2 separate regions of the Homo sapiens genome follow, and region 2 is linked to region 1. The links are chromatin loops, found by intact Hi-C in ENCODE. Cell type or tissue: heart right ventricle. All regions are shown on one strand. Links, peaks and the distances in the headings refer to the core of each region. The heading gives the core; the rest is flanking DNA.

Region 1 (10,613 bases), core at 1,044-9,043:
AAAAGTTTAAAAGCCAAGTCTGTTGGTAAGCTTTGAAACATAGGCACTCTCTCTGATACATTGCTGCTGAGAGCATAAATTGGCATACCCCCTGTAAAGGCTAATTTGGCAACATCTGTCCACATTAGAGATGCATTTACCCTTTGACTCAGCAGTTTCACTTCTAGGAATTTACCTTATGCATAAACATAATTGTGTGCTGAACGAAGAATTGCAGTTGTCCACAGCAGCATTGTTTGAAAGCAAAATACTGCAGACAACTTAAATGTCCATTTCTAGGGGATTGTTTGGGCATATTTTAGACAGCAAGAAGCACTAGTAAAGAAAAATGAGGAAATGGTTTATGTACTATGATGAAAAGATCTCTAAGATGCACTGTCAACTGAAAACAGTGAGGTAAGGAACACTGTACTGTGTATTAGCAATCAAGTAGAAAAAGAGTTGGGAGTGGGGGAAGAACATATTCCATGTGCTTGTATGTGCAAAAATCCCACAAAACTCTAGAAGGATAAACAACAAATTAATAACAGTGGCTATGCCTTTAGGGTGGGGGATAAGAATTGGGCAGATGGGGGCCGGGCACAGTGGCTCATGCCTGAAATCCCAGCACTTTGGGAGGCTGAGGTGGGTGGATTACCTGAGGTCAGGAGTTCAAGACCAGCCTGGCCAGTATGGTGAAACCCCGTCTCTACCAAAAAGACAAAAATTAGGCGGGCATGGTGGCAGGTGCCTGTAATCCCAGCTACTTGGGAGGCTGAGGCAAGAGAATTGCTGGAACCTGGGAGGCAGAAGTTGCAGTGAGCCAGGATTATGCCACTGCACTCCAACCTGAGTGACAGACTGAGCCTCCGTCTCAAAAAAAAAAAAAGAAAGAAAGAAAAGAATTGAGCAGATGGGAAAGGACACTTTTCACTGTGTAATGTCTTATACTTGTTGATTTTTTTAACCATAAAATGCATTACTTATCCAAAAAGTTAAATAAATAAAACGTTCAGCTATGTGAAGGAAGCATAGGACAATATCCCTCTCTCTCCCTTTCCTTACCCCAGAGCAGCCTGGCTCCTGCAGAGCTGAGGAACTGAGCACGTGAGGTTGTCTTGGTTTCACAGAGCCTGGAGTGGGCATAGCTGAGTCCCTGAAGGTTACACGACTTGCTCAGGCCTGTCCAGTGAAGTCAAGGGCAGTTCCAGAGCTGGAAGCACAGGGCTGGGACGTGGCCTCTGGTCTCCTCCAGTGAGGAGGCAGGTGCCCAGGGGCAGGGTGCTTCTAGATGGCCCCCAAAGGAGCCCACCATTGCTACATTCTAGAGCAGCTGAAAGGGAGCCCAGGGCCGGCCAGCCAGCTCCGCAAAGGATTCTGGGTGATGAGGCATTGTGGGATTTTCTGAAATGACTTCATGTCATTTCTCTACCCCAGATCACCCTCCTCGCCTGGTGAGAGTTGAGAGGTCTCAAGCAGGATTCCAAAACCGAGAAGGGTCAGAGACTGGGAAAGGAAACTGGCCTCTCCAGCAGGAAGAAGCTGCCCCCAGGCCCTGGCCCCAGGATCTTGACTAGCCTATTAAAGACATGAGACTGAGGCCTGGACACTGGATTCCATTTTTTAATTTCCCTGGGGGAAACATTCCACACAGCAACCAGCAGGGTCATTTACTTCTTCAGGAGGCCTTTTATCACCCTGTGGCTGGAGGACCATCTGCAGCAGCCCCTGCTGTGCGCTGGCAACACTGAGCAGCATGTGCGCGGCTGCCAGGGGCTGCTGGCCACCTGGGCCTGGGTAGGAAAAGGACTTAATTAGCCACAAAGAGCTCCCTGAGTATGCAACTCAGAATCACTCAGTCTGTTCGCAAACAAGTAAAGCACCTACCATGATCCCAGCATAGTCCCGGTTGCCCCTGGGGTTCCCAAAACCCCAGCCTCCCTCATGCTTCTAGGCCCTCCACACAATGCAGCGAGTGACACGAATAGTCTTGCATTGGTCACTAACTGCCTTTTGCAGCTAAATTCTATTCACAGCAAGTCTGTGGCCTCCCCAAAGCTAAGGATCCCTGTTATATCTCCGGATATTCACAGAGCTCCCAGCGCAGCCGAGAACACACAGCCAGCCCTGCAATAAATGCTTGTTGGTTGCCTGCCAGGATCCAAGCTAAAAATGGAGTTGCCTTACGGCCAGGTAAGACCCAAGGCAGAGCTTCAGTCGTGCCCCCCCCCAGCTGTCAGGAACACTCACTGCAAAAGTCGGCCCTTCAGGTCACCTTCAAGGCCCTACAAACTCTATCCGGACCTGCCCCCCCATCAGCCTCTGACCCTGGCACTCATACCCCTCCAAGGACAGTGCCGGCCTTCCTGTTCCTCCAACAGGAAAGGCCACCGTCTCCCCTCAGACCCACTGCACTTGCTGGCTGCCCACTTCTAGAATGTTCTTCCCCTAGAAATCCATGGAGCTCACCCCCCCATCTCCCTGTCAGGTCTCTGCTCAAAGAGTATCTTCTCCATGAGGCCTCCTCATCACCCTATTCTAAAGCACTCTCACCCCGCATTTCCCCATCCCCCTTTCCTGCTTTCTTTTTCTCTATATCACTTACCACTGCCTAAACAGGAAAAAAAAAAAAAAGATTTTTCCTATTTATTTTATCACCGGTCTCCTCCAATCTAAGCTTTCTAAGAGCAGAGCTTTTTGTGTTTTGTTCAGCTGTGTATCCCTCCAGGCACAGAACAGGGCCTGGAGGGTTCAACAAGGCCCTCCAGGGCCTTGAGTAGGTGCTCAACAAATATTTACTGAATATATTAATATATGTATTGATTGATTAATTTAGCTGGGGCTCTTTCTTGAAGTTAATCGAATTAAAACAACATAGATTTTACATTGCTTGTGCACATGGATGAAAAACAGTTCCCTATACTTCTTTACTGTTTCATAGACGTAGTTTTATTTTATTTGGGTCTCACTAAAGACCTTACTCGATTAGATGGGGCAGAAATGGTTATGACCTTGATTTTACAGAGGCGAAAACTAAGACTCTGAAGGGTGAGATTTCCCCAGGACCTTCAACTGGTCACTAGCAGAACCGGGGCATCCAGGTTTCAGGTCCCATGTGCTGGGCTTTGTTTACTAAACCTCAGGGCTTTAGACTCAACCTCAGGGCTTCTCCGTGGATTCTTGCTGAAGCTTCCTACTTTGTTTCAAGAACCTGTATTTCCCCCTTTCTTTCTCTTCCCTCCTCCCAGATAGCTTGGGGCCCACAGTTCCCCACCCCTGCCCGATGCAGATGGCAGAAGAAACCATTGTAAGTCTCCTCGAGCTGAGCGCTGTGCACCAGGTCGCATTCTAAATTTTTGGACTGCGTTCACCAGGGTCTTTCACATTTGCAAGGAGCAGAAACAGGCCTGGATCCTCTGAAATAACAGGGAGGTATTGCCATAATTCACACAGAGTTAAGAAAGATAGGATTTCCTAACACAGACCAACCTCGCGGAAAAGCTGCGGCCCCAGCTCCGGGGACTGGAACGCAGGCTCGGGGCGCCTCCCCCTTCCCTGGCTGGCAAAGTCCTGTCCTCCATCTCGCCTCCATCCCCTCCTCCCCTGCGCTGGCAGAATGCGCAACGTGTCCCTTCTCGGTGGCCCTGGAATTTTCTGTGCGTCTCTGAATCATGGCACCGGTCTTGCTCCATTGGTTTTGACTGCTGGTCTTGGTCTCCTTCGTCCACCTTTGCGAACTCATCACCCTTTGCTCTCTAGGACCCACCGGCCACTTCTAAAAGGGCACCATAGTTCATAGGTGGATTGATCTAGAAAGGTGCCTCCTTCATTCTCCCCCACGATTTCTGGGTTGAAAGCCTGGTGGAGGCAGGGGGACAATTACAGGCAGGATTTATAACTTGGGTGGGCAAGCGTGGGGGTGGAGGACTGTGGCCTCTTTCTCTCTCTCTCTCTCTCACACACACACACACACACACACACACACACACACACACACACACGGAGGGAGGGAGAATGTCACCATTTGTCCCCCAGCTCCATTCCCCACTCCGCAATGATACAAGCATCGCCTGCTTTCTTTAATTTGCTTCAAGAGCTTTTGGTGCAGAGAGGTGGGAGAACAAGGGAGACCCCAACTTGTCGCACGGCGACTCGTGGCAAAACGCCTGGACCCCGGGGCGGTTTCGCTCAGCTCTTCCCCAGCTGGTGGCCACTCGGCGGCCGGGCTGCGGCATTCCGAGCGCGCGATCCCGCCAGGGCCGCCACCGAGGGCAGCGCCGAGAGCATGGAATTTTCCACCGCTCAGCCGAGTTTGCAGAATTGCGTCTCATTGGCCGAGCGGAGGTGTCTGTCCCCGCGTGGGTGCGGAGATGAGATTAGCCAGGAGCCCTCCTCAGTGGGCTTTGCAGGGCTCTGATTAATCAGGTCAGCGGGGCCAGGGAGGGGAGTAGAGGGCGGGTGGGAGCCTGTTTTCTAACCCAGCTCTGCTGCAGCCTTTGGACGTCCCCTCGCTGCACGGAAAGTGCGCCAGGGAGCTGGAAACAGTCGACAGCAAACCTTAGAATTTACCTCTTCATCGTAAAATCCCCCCAGAAACCACTGCAAAATAAGATTATCAAGCTAAACCCTGCCCCCTCCCTCACCTCCTCTTAATCTCCCTCATCCCCCAGTTAAGCCGGAACTAAAACCAGGACCTTACTCTCTCCTGTCCCTGACATTTAACCCCTTAAATTATCTTTCTGCAGTGACTTTCACAGATCCCAATCGCGACAGTGATTCAGGACCAAGTCAGTACTCCCCCACCCCCAGGGTCGAACAAGAAATGCAGAAGGTGGCAGGAAATTAGAACTAAGGGGAGTGGACCTTATTGTGCAGGCTGAAATGCCCACCTTCAAGTTAAAAGATGCAGCAAGACAAGACGCCTGGCTCAGCAGCGTGTTCAAATAGAGTGTTGGCTTAATGGAATTTATGTGTGAGCCAGTCGTGTTGATTTTTGATTTAAAATAGCCCCTTGTTTTATTTGCTCCTGGAGTGACTGCATTAGGAAGCTCCTTTCTGAAAGCTATGGTTAAATCTGCCACAAAGGCAGCCCTGGCCCTCACAAGATGTTTGATGAGTGAATGAACGCTGTTCCCGGCAGTCAGGGCCCTTGAATGAAGGTAGTATGAACTCCAGTTCCTCATCCTGGCTGGGTCATATACTTCTTCTTCCTCTTTTTTTTTTTTTTTTTTTTTTTGGGGGGGGATGGAGTCTTGTTCTGTTGCCCAGGCTGGAGTGCAGTGGCACCATCTCAGCTCACTGCAACCTCCACCTCCTGAGGTCAAGCGATTCTCATGCCTCAGCCTCCTGAGTAGCTGGGACTACAAGCCTTCACCACCATGCCTGGCTAATTTTTGTATTTTTGTAGAGATGATGTTTCACCATGTTGGCCAGGCTGATCTCGAATTCCTGACCTCAGGTGATCCACCTGCCTCGGCCTCTCAAAGTGCTGGGATGACAGGCATGAGCCACCACGCCAGGCCCGTCATATACTTCTCCTGTGACTTTAGACAACTTATAATTTTTTTTGAGCCTCAGACTCCTCACTTTTAAAAAGAGGCTAATAAATCCTCAAAAGGTAAATGGAGAATTACCCTATGAGCCAGCAATTCCACTCCTAGTCATATACCCAAAAGAATTAAGAACAAGTACCCAAAACGATACTTGTGCACAAATGTTCAAGGCAGAATTATTCACAAGAGCCAAAAGTGGAAACAATCCAAGTGTCCATCAACGAATGAAGAAAATGCAATATTACCCAACCATAAAAAAGGAAGGAAATTACGACACTTGCTACAACATGGATGAATCTGGAAAACATGCTAAGTGATAAAAACAGACACAAAAGGCCACACACAATATGTGATGAAATATTGTGATTCCATTTACGTGACATATCCAGAACACGTAAATCCACAGAGACAAAACACAGCTGGTGGTTGCCAGGGGCTGGGGGCAGGGAGAATAGGAAGTCACTGCTTAATGGGCATGGGGTTTCCTCTGGGGGTGATGAAAATGTTTTAGAACCAGATAGAGGAGCTGGCTGCATGACACTGTGAAGGTACTAAGTGCCACTGGATTGTGCATGCTTTAAAATGGTTACTTTTATGTTATGTGAATTTCATCTCGATAAAAAACTTTTTAACGGGGCTAATAATAAAAATACCTGCCCAGCCTGGCGTGGTGGCGTGCGCCTGTAATCCCAGCTACTGGGGAGGCTGAGGCAGGAGAATCACTTGAACCTGGGAGGCGGAGGTTGCAGTGAGCCGAGATGGCACCACTGCACTCCAGCCCGGGAGACAGAGCGACACTCTGTCTCAAAATAAATAAATAAATAAAATAAAGAAAAAACCTGCCCAAGGAGTAAATGTGATAATCTATGGAGCGATGTTTGAGCAACTTAAAAACCCTATTTCCTGATTCTCTCTGCCTTATTTCTAGAGTGGATCATTAGGGCATCACTTTTTCAAACATACAGCTAAAACTGAGGCAACCTGAGGCCCACCCAGCACCAACTGGAGCGTCAACCAGGAACAGAACCTTGTACTGTCCTGAGGTCCCTTGGCTAGGAAGCTGCAGCCATGTGGATCCATGTAAACAAGAGGCTTCCTGCTGTTAATCTAAACTCCAGGGCCAGAGCCCTGCACAGCAGTCAGTCCTACAGGCAGAAGAGCCTTGAGGCACCATGAAAACCACTTAAAACTTTTTTTTTTTTTTTTTTGGAGACAGGATCTTGCTGCGACCCCGCCAGTGCAGTGCAGTGCAGAGCTGCAATCACGGCTCACTAGGCTCAAGCAATCCTCCCACGTCAGCCTCCAGAGTAGCTAGGGCTACAGGTGTGCACCACCACCACACCTGCCTCCCCTGAAAACTGAATGGGAGGATTGGGCACTTCAACTAAACACAAAATACAACTTAAAGAAAAGCAATTCAATACAGGCTTCTCAGAGGGAAGAACCACAGAACTGGTGCTATGGTAGGCTGCTCATGCCAAGAGCCAGGCGCCTGGGCTGGAATCTGCCCCAGCTCTACCACCTTCCATATGGGGCACCTCGGCCAGGAGTCAATTTTCTTATCTAACAAATGGGGCTTACTGAAGCACCTACCACACAGGGCTGCAGTCAGGATTAGGCTCATAAACACATGGGCCAGAAAGAGAGTAAGTGCTTAACAAATGTTAGCTGGTGTTGTTGAGGAAAAGGTGATGGATGAAAAGAAACATTGGTTTTGCTCTTTGGGGCACCTGGTGGGGTGAGGAAGACTGGAGTCCCCTTAGAGCAGCTAACCAAGCTGGGCTGCAGCCTTTAGACGTCCCCTTGCTACACAGAAAGTGGCCCTGCTAACCCAGCTCAGCTTAGATCACTTAAAGGAGCAAGGGGCTGTGAAGTCATTTAAAGCAACATGAAGCACTGTAGGCAGGATGTGGGCAGGGGAAACTCAGGGTCAAACGACAGTGACAAAAAGGGAGAGAGAAGGTCAAAAGGGATATTCTAAAACTAAAGCAAGGAGCAGCTGGTAGGTATTGGGAGTGGGTCAGGAGTGGGGATGACTCGTATTTCAGGGGTCTCACCGGACACAGGAAGAGCCTTCTTTTGTTGTAACAGTGAAAAGGGAGCTCTGAAATGTTGTCCCCTGCCATGGGAGCACTTGGAAAGTCCAGTTCTCAAAGCAGAATTCACCACACAAGCAGCTCCTTCCGAGGAAAACCACGAATGCCGTAAACTCCACAGAGACAAGGACCCTCCGTGCAGGCGGCCCTTACCTGCTCGTCTAGTTCCCACCTGAATTGAAAACCTCATCATGAGCGTGCACCTTTCTGCAAATCAGCAAAGACCGACAGCCTTTTAGCAGCTAAAGAAAGGCCTGCAAGGTGCAGAAGTTAATAGGAATTAGGACATTGTGTGGTTTTCTGTGGTGAAACCCATACTCGTCCTTTGTCATATCAACCACCATCCTCATCATCCTACTACCCTCCCCGTGCCTGGAGCCTCCCAACCCACTACTGCCACAGTGTGAGAACCGAGGGGAGTCCCAGTTGGAAGGGCTGCGGTACAGCTCCCTGTGTGGTCAGCCTGTGTCCTGAAATCCAGTTCCCACCAGCCTCAGAGCAAGGAGCCCAGTGAACTAGCACTCCGGACAGTCCCAGAGGAAGGGAGACTTAGGCCTTGTTGAGATGCATCTTCAGACTGTCTTCAGTCTTCCATACACACATCTTATTAGCTGTTCACAGTAGGTAAATACTGGTATTCTATGAAGGACAATACAAAAAAGGAAAGGTGTCCTCTACTAGAAATACTTTGAAGCTATAGTTCTACGTGATTTTTCAATGTCTATAGTATTTCCTCCTCCTCTCAACACACACACATACACTGTCCTCTGCCCACTCCCACTTCCACCCCTCCAACACTGACACAGGGAAAATACTTTAAGTTGGATGGCAGGAAACTCGCAGTTAAATGGATTAAGATTCAGAGATCAGAGTCAGAACTGATTTCAGGTGCATCCCAATTTTTTTTTCCAGAGATGGGGTGACTTCATTTTTTCTGTTACCTGGGCTGGAGTGCAGTGGCACAGTCATAGCAGTCACTGAGTCCACTCCTGAGCTCAAGTGATCCTCCCACCTGAGCCTCTTGAATAGCTGGAACTACAGACACGTACCACCATGCTTGGCTAATCTTAAAAAATTTTTAGAGAAGTTGCGGGGGTGTCTCATTATGTTGCTTAGGCTGGTCTTGCTGAACTCCTGGCTTCAAGCAATTATCCCATATCAGCCTCTATTTTTAAAAAATACAAGTGATACATGTTTATTGTAGAAATTTTTAAAATTACAATTATGCAGGAAAAAAAAATAGGAAAAATTTAAGCATCCCAATCTTGCCATTCAGAAACTACTATTAAATTTTTAAGTTCCAATTTACATATACACATACACACACAGGATGGGGGAGGGGACCCCCGCCTCCCACAGCAGCTCGTTTGAAGGTGAAGGTGGAGAAAGTCTGGGAGGTTGAAGCTAGGTGCATGGATGCATAGAGCCAGACAGGACTAGCAACAAGGAAGAAAGCATGACTACTGGCATGGCCTCTGGTACCCAGGCTGTCCCTGAGCTACAGCTCAGCCCCATGAAATATTGTTTATCCTCCTGGTTCTTCGCAGAAAGTGGCATGGCCTGACCCCTTGCAGGACCGAGGCATATGCGGGACAGGTGGGAATGCTGGCCGGATGGTGTCCCCTTCCAGGGCACCAGCAGGGACTGGATTGTCCTCAGACACCTCAGTAGGCCATAGGAACCATGAAGCCAGGGAAAGAATTTGAGGGTTCATGCTCCTGACACATGGGAAACACCCCTAAGGCCCTTCAGGAATAACTAGAGAGACAGAGGAAGAAAGTGCTGCTGTTCTGCAAATGGAGTCCACCAACCAGGGGAATTTGAGTAATGACGATGAATGTAACTTCATTTTTCCCAAAGAGTGTTGAAGCCTGGGAAAATTAATATTTCTATATATATATATATTCTTAAACATAAAATCGGATCGTATCATAATTCAACTAGTAAGCTGTTTGCTTAAGATCTCATGAGCTTTTTTTCTCCCTGTAGATTAAGAGATAATTATATAATAATGCATTTCAAACTGTGTTCTATAGTTTTACCAAATTCTGGAGACCTGTGAAGGTATTTCAGGGCCCCTACAGAGGGGAGAGGACATTTTGCAGATGGAAGGAAGAGATGATAAGTCCCTACTCCCAAGTCAACCTAGAAGAGCATTACTTTATTTTATTTTTTATTTAAGTTACAAAAAAAAATTCTTGGAGAAACAAGCCCCAGTAACAAACAAATTTAGAAAATAAAATAAAATTCCCAAAGAGTTCTTCAAATCGTCAGATATTTGGTCAATATACAGAGTAGGATCCAGAGTTCACACGTTACATTTGGTTGACAAGTCTGTAGGTTTCTTTTTGTAAGTCACATTTTTTTTGTTGTTGTTATAGCCATTTTCAGGGACCTTAATGACTTTAATATCCTTTCTTTTTTTTTTTTCTTTTTTGAGACACAGTCTTGCTCTGTCACCAGGCTGTAGTGCAGTGCTGCAATCCCTGCTCTCTGCAACCTCCGCCTCTTGGGTTCAAGCTACTCTTATGCCTCAGCCTCCAGAGCAGCGGGACCACAGGTGCCTGCCACCACACCCAGCTTGTTTTTGCATTTTTAGTAGAGACCGGGTTTCACCATGTTGGCCAGGCTGGTCCGGAACTCCCAACCTCAAGTGATCCGCCTGCCTCAGCCTCCCAAAGTGGGAGAGCTCTACTTCTAAACAGTTCTGTACACTGGGATTCTAGAAAGACTGATTATGAAAAAGTGGAGGTGTCCTTTACTAGAAATAATTTGAAACCACAGTTCTGCATGATTTTTTAATGCTGTATAGCATTTCATTGTGTGGATAAATGACAATGTATTCGTCAAGCCCCTATTTTTGGATATATAGGTTGTGTGCAAGTAAGGAGTTGTGCTCACCTGCAAATATCAAACTCCTGAAAGACTGACTTGGACAAATTAGATTTTTTTAAATATATATAAAATAAAAAGTCTGGAAGGAGGC
Region 2 (10,613 bases), core at 1,074-9,073, 150 kb before region 1:
GCTTCTGGGGAGGCCTCAGGAAACTTACAATCATGACAGAGGGCAAAGGGGGAGCCAGCACTTCTCATGACCAGAGCAAAAGGAAGAGAGCTGGGGGCGATGCCACACTTTTAAAGAACCAGATCTCACGAGAGCTCACTTACTATCACGAGAACAGCTCCAAGGGGATGGTGGTGCTAAACCATTCATGAGAAATCTACCCCCATGATCCTCTCACCTCCCACCAGGCCCCACCTCCAACACTGGGGAATTACAATTCGACATGACATTTGCTGGGGACACAGATCCAAACCATAAAGACATATTTTTTGACAACATCTCCTTATTCTCACAGCCTTTCGTTTGGGCAGATTTTGAAGTGGGTTTTCCCTGGAACTTTTGTTTCTGATTCAGAGACAGAAGCCCAGGATGGAGAGTGCTCAGGGCAGGAAAAGCGCCCCCAGCTTCTCCCTGGGAACACCCCCCACCACCATGGAGTCCCACCTCCGCTTTCCCGATGCTCTCAGGTTTGGACTCAATGGGGACGGAAGCCAAAGCCAAGCACCTGCTCCCTTAAGAAATCTTTTCAAAGGATTCCATGTCCTTGAAAATTTAGAACAAACCCATGGTTCCTTGCCTTGTCTTAAAGGAAACTCATCTCCAGGCCTCTCTGGGATTCCAAAGTGGGGTGGCTTTCAGAATTTGCTTCCAATTAGCAACCTCACGGAGATAGCACAGCTTGACTGAGTATTCAGAAAGGGCATGGCCCAGGAGAGCCTGCTGTCTACATCTGGAGAACCCCTGCCAACCACAGTCTCGTTTATTGTCTTTCAAACCTCATTAGGCAGGGTGTTTACCATAGGGTCCTTTTTGCTAGGGCCAGAGAAAGAAAAGTCTAAATCTCAGGCTGTGGTATTCAAAATGGCCACAATGTGTCCCCACTGTGCTGCCGAGTGTGCCTGGTTCATACGCAGCAGTCAAAGTCCAGAAGTGTCACCTCTGCAGTGACAATGAAAACCAGCCTCATGTGCTCTGGGCAGGTGGCGCTCCCTCCGCTGCCTGCAGTGGCTGCCAACAGCCCAGAGAAAGGCTTTGAAATTTGCTTTTCTTTTTTCCTTTTTTTCCCCCAAATTTTAGAGAATGTAGGATACAACCATTTTGTACATTTCTCTCTTTTTAAGTTATTTTTTCAAAGAATTATAGATTCACAGGAAATTGCAAAAATTTTGTGTGTACCCTTCACCCAGTTTCTTCCAATAGTAACATGGGACATAGCTATAGTATAACATCAAAAGTATGAAATTGATGTTGATATAATCCTTGTAGTTACATAGACCACAGACCATATTCACATTTCACCATTTTTACATGCACTCATTTGTGTGTGTGTGTGTGTGTAATTTGATGCAGTTTTTTTTTGAGATGGAGTCTCTCTCTGTTGCCCAGGCTGGAGTGCAGTGGCATAATATCAGATCATGCAACCTCTGCCTCACAGGTTCAAGCAATTCTCTTGCCTCAGCCTCCCAAGTAGCTGAGGTTACAGGTGCCCGCCACCACTCCCAGCTAATTTTTGTATTTTTAGTAGAGATGGAATTTTACCATGTTGGTCAGGCTGGTCTTGAACTCCTGACCTCAGGTGCTCCACCTGCCTCAGCCTCCCAAAGTGCTGGGATTACAGGTGTGAGCCACCATGCCCAGCAATGCAATTTTTTGTGTGTAGCGGGGACAAAGTCTTGCTCTGTCACCCATGCTGGAGTGCAGTGGCATGATCACGGCTCACTGTAACCTCAAACTCCTGGGCTCAAGCAATACTCCTGCCTCAGTCTCCCAAGTAGGTGGGACTACACACATACACCACCACACCCAGCTAATCTTTTGTGATTGTTATTTTTTGTAGAGATGGGATCTTGCTAGGTTGCCCAGGCTGGTCCTCAACTCCTGGTCTCAAGCGATCCTCTCGCCTCGGCTTCCCAAAGTGCTGGGATTATAGGTATGAGCCACCACACCCAGCCTTGATATAATTTAATCTGATGTATAGATTTGGGAAACCACCACCAAAACCAAGGAACAAAATTGCTATATCACCCTTAAGAAACTCCCTAGTGCCACCCCTTAATAGTTGAACCCTTTCTGCAATCCCTAGGCCATGGTAACCACTAAGCAGGTATCCCCTCTATAAATCTGTTATTTTGAGAACGTTAAAGAAATAAGAACAGACAGTAGGCAACCTTTTGAGATCAGCTTTTCCTCACTCTATATAATGCTCTTGACATCCATCCGAGTTGTGTATATCAAGAGCTAGTTTCGTTTTATTGCTGAGTAGTACCCCATCATATGAATATTTAACCATTAAATATCTGTTACTCTGAGTTATTTCCAGCTTTTGCTATCACAAATAGAGATGCTATGAAAGTTCATGTACAGGTTTTGGTGTGAACATACATTTTCATTTCTTTGGGCAATCTCTGGGTTACATAGCAGGTACATGATTAATTTTATAAGAAACTGCCAGATGAGTTTTCAGAGTTGCTAGACCATTTTACATCCCTACCAGTAATGAATGAAGATCCAGCTGCTCCAAATCCTCACCAACAGGGCTGTGCTTTTTGTATTCCTTGGTCATGAACTCTTAGGATTCAAGAATGTTAGAATTAGCCAAGGGTGGTGGTTCACGCCTGTAATCCCAGGATTTCAAGAGGCAGAATTGGGAGGATCACTTGAGCCCAGGTTTGAGACCAGCCTGGGCAATGTAGTGAGACTCCTGACTCTACAAAGAAAAATAAAAATTAGCCAGGTGTGGTGGTGCATGCCTGTGGTCCCAGCAACTCGAGAGGCTGATGGGGGAGAATCACTTGAGCCTAGGAGGTCAAGGCTGCAGCGAGCTGGGCTTGTACCACTGCACTCCAGCCTGGGCAACAGAGCAAGACCCTGTCTCAAAAAAACACAAAACAACTATATGGGGCCTTAAAGATGATCTAGTCCAGCCTATTGATTCTACAGAAAAAGGAACCAAAATTCTATAAGCATCAATTCCTTCTTTAAAAATTCTTAGTATTTAGGCTGGGTGTGGTGGCTGACACCTGTAATCCCAGCACTTTGGGAGGCTGAAGTGGACAGATTGCCTGAGCTCAGAGTTCAAGACCAGCCTGGCCAATATGGTGAAACCCTGTCTCTACTAAAAATACAAAAATTAGCCAGGTATGGTGGTGCACACCTGTAGTCCCAGCTACTGGGGAGGCTGGGGCAGGAGAATCACTTGAACCCAAAAGGCAGAGGTTGCAATGAGCCGAGATGGTGCCACTGCACTCCAACCTGGGCAACAAAGCGAGACTGCGTCTCAAAAACAAAACAAAACAAATTATTAGCATTTTTCACTACCTTCCCTGTTTGCCCAGTCTCAGAAAGAACTGTCTCCTCTTCATAACATCTCTGGAAACTTGTCAAAGGTTGGGCAAGAACTTAGGTCCTTGTTCGAGCCTCTGGGAAAGGTCTTGCCCAGGAAACTTGACCTTGTGCTCTGCTTCCGTTAGAGAGCCCAGGCTCCAGCAGCACTTTCAGATTCTCATGTGTCTCGACTGTTCAAGCAACCCTGCATTATCCACTCTCAGGAAATTACTGGTGGCAGCAAAGTTCAAGTGCAATCTGAACCTACAGCCCACAGCCAGCACTTTCAGGTTCACCCTGCCCATCAGTAACGTCAGCAGCCATTGCTACCAGCTCAGCTACTCCCATTTATTGAGCAACTCCTGAGTGCCAGGCAATGTGCAAGAAACCTTATTTATTTATTTATTTATTTATTTATTTATTTAAAGTAATAGCTTCTTGTAAAAAAAACTTATATTTTAGGTTTGGGGGTACACGTGCAGGGGTTGTTATATAGATAAACTTGTGTCATGGGGGTTTGTTGTAAAGATTATTTTGTCACCCAGGTACTAAGCCTAGTATCCAATAGTTGTCTTTCCTGCTCCCCTCCCTCCTCCCACCATCCACCCTCAAGTAGGCTCCCGTGTCTGTTGTTCCCCTCCTTGTGTCCATCGGTTCTCACCATTTAGCTTCCACTTATAAGTGAGAACACACGGTATCAGGTTTTTGGTCCCTGTGTTAGTTTGCTAAGGATAATGGCCTCCAGCTCCATCCATGTTCCTGCAAAGGACTTGATCTTGTTCTTTTCTGTGGCTGCGTAGTATTTCATGGTGTAAGAAACTTTATATACCATGGCTCTGGTTTTATGCCAACCCTGCAAGGTAGTTACAAAGAACCTCATCTGACAGCTGAGAAAAAAAGGCTACAAAAACTCATACTCTGAATGAAAAGTTTTGGACAAGAGGACCCAGGTTCTTTTGCACAACTCACAATTCAAAAATGCATAAAATATTGCTTTTGGTGATAGAAATGGCCTTTGCTGCCTTTTTTTTTTTTTTTTTTTTTTTTTTTTTTTTTTTTTGAGACAGGGTCTCACTCTATCACCCAGGCTGGAGTGTAGTGTTGCAGTCAGGGCTCACTGCAGCCTTGACCTCCTGGGCTCAACAGATCCTCCCACCTCAGCCTGGCACGCGCCACCACGCCTAATTTTTGTATTTTTTGTAGAGATGGGATGTCGCCATGTTGTCCAGGCTGGTCTCCAACTCCTGGGCTCAAGCGATCCTCCTGCCTCGGCCTCCCAAAGTGCTAGGATTACAGGCGTGAGCCACCGCGCCTGGCCTTCTGCCACTGGCTAAGCTTAAAATGCGCGATGTGTTTCTCTCTTCCTGGGTTCTGTACCTGAAATTTGGGTAGCTGCCGCCAGGTGGCGCCAAATCTGAGCTTTATTAATCCAAGGGACCAGCTACACTTTGCCAGAGCCCTCAACTGATCTGACATCACGGTGCATGCTTCCAGACTAACTATGACATTTCTAGCACAGTAAGCTCTTTATTAAAATAGCAGACATCCTTGCTTCCTTGAAAATCATTAACTATTAACATCTGCACGTCTTTCTAAAAAGGATACACTTTACAGCAACCGGTAAAGAAATACAACATCTAGGTATAACATTAAACTTTTCTTACTAAACATTATTTTAAACCGCTGCTTATTCTAACTTCACCTGTTCTGAACACAGATGCTCTTGGGAAATGGATGTGTTCAGACCCTTACAGCATTTGGAGTGATTAAAAGCCATGCATTTCTTTGCAGTTATCTGTGCAGATGAAGTTAAAATGTATCAGTAGCTTTGTTTAATGCCAGGTTTGTTCGAGAATGTTTTAAGAATGTAAGCCCTTTTGTTTTGATTGTCAATGCCCATTTTCTCATAACTCATTAATTTCCCTCTATTTCTTTCTACATGGGTAGATTATTTTCTTTTTCTTCATTCTCCCATAAAAGGAGAAAAATAACTGCTCATATATGCTTCATGTCCCAGTGACCTCTCATGGTTATTTTTCCTAGTTTGGATAGTTCCTACACAGGAGTTTTCTTCCTCGTTCTCTTTTCTTTGAATTTTAAGTAGGGTGGCCAATTTGCACTAGTTTGCCTGAGAACTTTTCCATCCTGTGTCCTGAGTATCCCATTAGTCCCAGGCAAAGCAGGATGGCTTGTGACCCTAGCTTTCGGTTAGAGCAAAAGTTAGCCTACACTGAATTTAAGATGCAGATTCAACTTCAACCACTGTAACAGGCTTCATTGTCAGTCACAGACCTATTTTTCATTCATTCCTTCAGCAAATCCACTCTGCCATCCCAAATCCATCTCAGTGACTCTTAACAAGTCCATCTTTCATTGCAGGTTTTTTGTTTGTTTGTTTGTCTGATTTTTAAGGTGTAGTCTCGCTCTGTCTCCCAGGCTAGAGTGCAGTGGCGCGATCTCGGCTCACTGCAACCTCCACCTCCTGGATTCAAGTGATTCTCTGTCTCAGCCTCCCGAGTAGCTGGAATTACAGGTGTGAACCACGACGCCCGGCTAATTTTCATATTTTTAATAAAGATGGGGTTTCAGCATGTTAGCCAGGCTGATGGCGAACTCCTGGCCTCAAGTGATCTGCCGGCCTTGGCCTCTCAAAGTTCTGGGATTACACGTGTGAGCCACCATGCCCGGCCTCGCTGCAGTTTTTTGACACCAATGATTTGTGTTAAACATCTTCTCAGGCCCACAGTGCTGAACACAGAATCTAATCTCAATAGATGCTTCATTAATGGTTATTAAATGAAAGGAAAAAGTGGGCACCCCTCTTTTCCTTGGGGCTACTGCTGCCCTCACTCCAGAGCCTTAAAAGCCTCTGCTGCAAGCTCAAGACAGCTCCTGGGGGAAGTAGGAGACCAGTGGAATGTCATGATGTTATGTGGGATCTCAGCTCAGATAGGGACAGCAGTGTCCAAGAGTTTTTAAAATCTACCTCAAACTTCAAAATTCCTTGTTACCCTTCTGGGAATAAAATCTCCCCAAATTTGTTTTCCATGAGGTTTATATTTATATCTATAGAAGCTAGCATTTAGGAGGGATTCATAATTCAGAAGGGTCTTAATTTTGAATCAGACCTCAAAATTGAAGCCGAGGAGGTAGCGGTGACTAGGGTGGGGGGAGAGGAATTTGCCTGAGAGATTGTCCTCTATTCCCAAATAAGTTCTGTCTCTCTTTCCCAGCCAGACTCTCTATAAAAGGGAAAACTGGACAACAGGCAGTGGGAAAGAGAGCACAGCCTGGCAACTTTCTGTGAAACACGTACACCACGCTGTTTACAAATTCCTGTAGCCAGCCCCGGAATCCAAATGTAGACAACTCTGTTTATGTAACGAAAATAGACACTCCTGCCATGTGATTAAGGTGGCTACTGGGAGTTGGGCCCCTGTTAGGAGACATTTGCTGCAGCTGGGGCCGGAGGGGAGGACGGGACATGGGATCCCCCGGGACCTGGGGCAGGTACGAAGCTTTTTAAAGATGAGTTTTCTGGTCCGGAAATCTCCCAGGATAGGCACATCTAAGATGCAGCGGGGGAGCTGACAGAAGTCACAGGCTGGCCCTTTCTTTGCCGCCCATCCCAGAGGATGGCATTCTTCATCAAAGGGGAGATAGTCCAGCAAGCCGCAGCGTCACCCCTCCCAGCAGGGGACAATAAGTGGTCCGAGCCGGCCAGCTCCTTTCTCAGCATGGGGTTTGGAATGAGGCCCCTTCCTGCCCCACCGGAAGACTTCCAGCATATGGTTCCCATCAGCCACCCACTGTCTGGGTCAGTAAGGAGGCTTGAATGTTCCAGGGTCAGGAGATGCACAGCCCAATAAAACATTCCCTCCGAACGCTGATCCTGAACCCACCATTCCCTTCACACCTCTGCACCCCCAGTCTTGTGACTCAGATGGCCTTCATCCAAGAGCCTCATCTTGGAGATGCAGCTCAAATGGCGTTTCCTGTCCAAATGTTCTCCAACCCCTTCCCATCCAGAAGAAGCCATTATTCCCTCCCCTGGGCATTGTGGTCACCCGTCTCTAGGTCAGTCCACTCCACTCATAGTCACCTCCAACCCTGGAGTCAGGGCTTAGGTTTCATGATCTTTCCACCAGCCTTCGCCCTGGTATAGTATTCACCACAGGCAACCCCACTGTTACATGGCTTATCTTTCTGAGTCATTGGAAGGTGATGTCCAGGGGCCAAGTATTCGGTCCAGAAGACAAGAGCAGGAGCTGTGGTGCAGTGGTCAAAACTGGGGACGCTCAAGTTATCCCATCGATTCCCTGCATCCCGAAGAAGGAGGCCAACATTCTTATCCTGGCTTCTGAGGCCAGGCATGGCTGCCTGGCACCCGCCCTAGCTCATGCTACGCTGGGCTTCTCCTAGCTGTCTGCACTCCAGGCCTCTTGGATTTCTCAGTTATTAGAATGATCCCTGTGCCTTGGGGACTTCTACCCTGTCTCCTCTCCTAAGCCTGCCTTCCTGCCCCTTCATTTCTACTTCCTGCTGCATCTACTCACTGTTCAGGTGTCCACTTAAACCCCCCTCCTTAGGGACAACTTCCTGGATAGCATCTCCCCCTCAGTTAGATGAAGCCCCTCCTTTTACGTTTGCACCACATGCCAGGGACTGCTCTGTGTGACTTGTATGCAGAGGACAGGGACAGGGTCTAATCCGGGGAACCCAGCCTCGGCTCTCTGTGCCCCACTATCAGCACTCAACCATTTGCTACTTTCCTGCTTGACTCCTAGAGGACAAGAACTCCATCTTTTCCTCCAGTCTTCCCAGGGCCTAGGAGTGAAAGAACTAATAAATAAACCAATGACTCGACCGAAGAGGCCCTAGAAGAACCCAGCAGGGAGAGCCTTGAGCAACCAGCATTGATGTCACCTTGAGGCAAGACCAAGCTGGAACTCAAAGGTGGCCCACTACAAAAGGGGCTTCCAGGGAACAAAGGGTGACTGTTCTCTCCCCAAACCAGCGGGATCTTGCAAGGCAATTGGGTCAGAGGAGAAAAGGCCACAGAAAAACCCCACAGTTTTAAGCTGAGTGCTGTTTTCTCTTATTCCTTGGAAAAAGTAGAAGTGTTTGTCACTGAGTTCCTCAGGGGCATGCGGGGGGCTGCACATGTAGCAGAGGGAAGGAAACTTCCTGACAGAATCTTCGATCTTAGGCAGACTCAAGGAGAAAGAGGCCCCACTGAAGTCACACTTGGATGCCAAGCTCACGGTGCAAGGGAGGGCACTGTGGCTGCCAGGCCTAGCCCAGCACACACAGAGGGCATTCACAGCGCTGTGGCCACAGCCGGCTCCCACCCGCCCGCCCTGCGCACCCCCGGTAGCAAACAGAACGCTCTGTCTCGGTTCCTGAGTCAAGCCTGCACAGAATTAACTGCAATAATTGGCAGGTGGGCCTCTGGCTTCTGGGTTTTAATTCACCAGGGGCCCATGAAAAAGAAAAACTGGATGTTTTGCAGCAACGGTATTTAGCTTGGGATCCGAGAAGTTTCAGCTTTCCATGTCAAGAAACGAGCTGTGTGGCTGCAGCTGCCCTCAGCCAGCAAGAGCTCCAGAACAGCCTTGGAGAAAGAGGCCCCCTCCTGCCAGTCATTGGTTCCTTCCCAGGGAAAGAGGAGGAAATTGCCCTTTTCTTTGACCTGCTGCCCCTCTTGGGAGCACAAGATAACGGAGAAGAAAGGAAGGAGTCTTTCTGGAAGGATTTATTTTTCTGGATGGAAGGGGGTGATCATCACCTCCAGAGACTATCCAGGCATGATTCCCTTGTAATCATTCCCATGAACACATGTGATAACGGGGATGCTTATCCCAACCCTTAGCTGAGCCACCGTTTTAACACGAGCTGCTGCCGAGGCTGCAGGAGTTAGCCACGGCCACTGCTGCTCCTGCTGTGTGCCCACTGCAGGCATTACTAATCAACAATGGTTATCTTTTCCCCTAAGCCTTAGAATCCTTCTCAACCCTGTGGTCCAGGAAGGCATAGCAAATCGATAGAAGCTGGCATGAGAGCTGAACAGGATTGGCCACTTCAATTTAGTAACTCACAAGAGGCCCAAGTTATAATATATCATCAGAAAGCTTCTGGCTGGGCGCAGGGACTTATGCCTGTAATCCCAGAACTTTGGGAGGCCAAGGCGGGAGGATCACTTGAGGCCAGGAGTTTGAGGCTTCAGTAAGCCATGTGCATCACTGTGCTCCAGCCTGGGTGAGAAAGTAACACCCCGTCTCTTAAAAAAAAAGTTCCTCAAAGATAAGAGTGAAGTGATGCTGCCCTACTTCAGGACTGTGGCTTTGATGCCAGTTACTGCCCAAAGCCGAATCTTCAGGATAGAGTTCAAATGGCGTTTCTACCCCCTCCCCATCTGGAAGCAGCCATTGCTCCCTCCTCTGGTCATTGTGGTCACCCATCTGGGTTCGTCCACTCCACTCACAGTCACCTCTGGCCCCGGAGTCAGGGCTTAGGTTTCTGATGATGACCACTGGACGGGATTTCACTGGAGACCCAGGCACGGTGGCCCAGGGCTGGGACAGCCACTGCCAGGGACTCATCCTTTCTGCTCACCCTAACCCGCCCTTGAAACTTGTCCTTCAATTGGACTTTTTGCCCCCAGTTGGCTACAGCAGGGACAGAGCCAGCCACCACCCCAAAGTCAGTTCTGAGAGGCAGCTGCCCCCTCTGCAGTGGCTTCCTGCCAATGCCTCCTCATCTCTCTGGCTCAGCAGGCTGAGTCTGGGATCTTTATTGTTGGAAGCTAATGGGAAGTGATGGCATGAGAGGACTGCAGCCTCCAGGGGTGGGAAATGGTGAAGAAGTGGCTTCCCTGGGGTCAGGCCCACATTCTCCACAGAGGAGAAGGGCCTACATTCAGGCGCCAGGTAACACCAGCTATTCCTTCATGGACGATGGTCCTTGCAACCTTAGGCGTCCTTCCAACGGGCTTCAGCAGGATGTCTCCTTCTAGACTCCCTTACCCACGCTGTTTTTCCATATGTTAGAGACAAAAGCCGGAAGCAATTATAATAGTGCCGCCCTCTTTTCAGCCCGAGGCCAGGAAGGAGCACCCTGTGCCATCCAAGTTGGGTGCTGTGCCCTGAACTCTAACCTATGGTCCTAAGAAGGAAGGAAACCTTGGCAGCTCCCTCCTTCCCTCCCACCTCGCTGCGTGCTGGGAGAGCTAAGTGCTTGCGTTCCTGAGT

What was found. Peaks named below come from ENCODE experiments on the same cell type or tissue, not always from the same donor. Only the 100,000 strongest peaks of a DNase experiment are listed, where the experiment ranks them.
Region 2: a loop joins it to region 1, with 5 times the contacts of the local background. A loop is called at or near these places in 26 of 110 quality-filtered maps.

What each region holds. Positions count from the first base shown.
Region 1 is chr21:34,195,756-34,206,368 of GRCh38, reverse strand. No RefSeq gene overlaps it. Among named protein-coding and RNA genes, the nearest start is that of LINC00310, 20 kb to the right of the region's middle. RefSeq lists an enhancer at 1,714-2,712. In heart right ventricle, for the core only: a CTCF peak has its summit at 4,235; DNase peaks (open chromatin) are centred at 1,718, 3,578, 3,738 and 4,288; H3K4me3 peaks cover 914 bases; H3K27ac peaks cover 2,967 bases.
Region 2 is chr21:34,342,246-34,352,858 of GRCh38, reverse strand. No RefSeq gene overlaps it. Among named protein-coding and RNA genes, the nearest start is that of KCNE2, 16 kb to the left of the region's middle. In heart right ventricle, for the core only: a CTCF peak has its summit at 4,758 (motif pointing right); DNase peaks (open chromatin) are centred at 4,758, 6,738, 7,208, 8,898 and 2 weaker places; H3K27ac peaks cover 3,871 bases.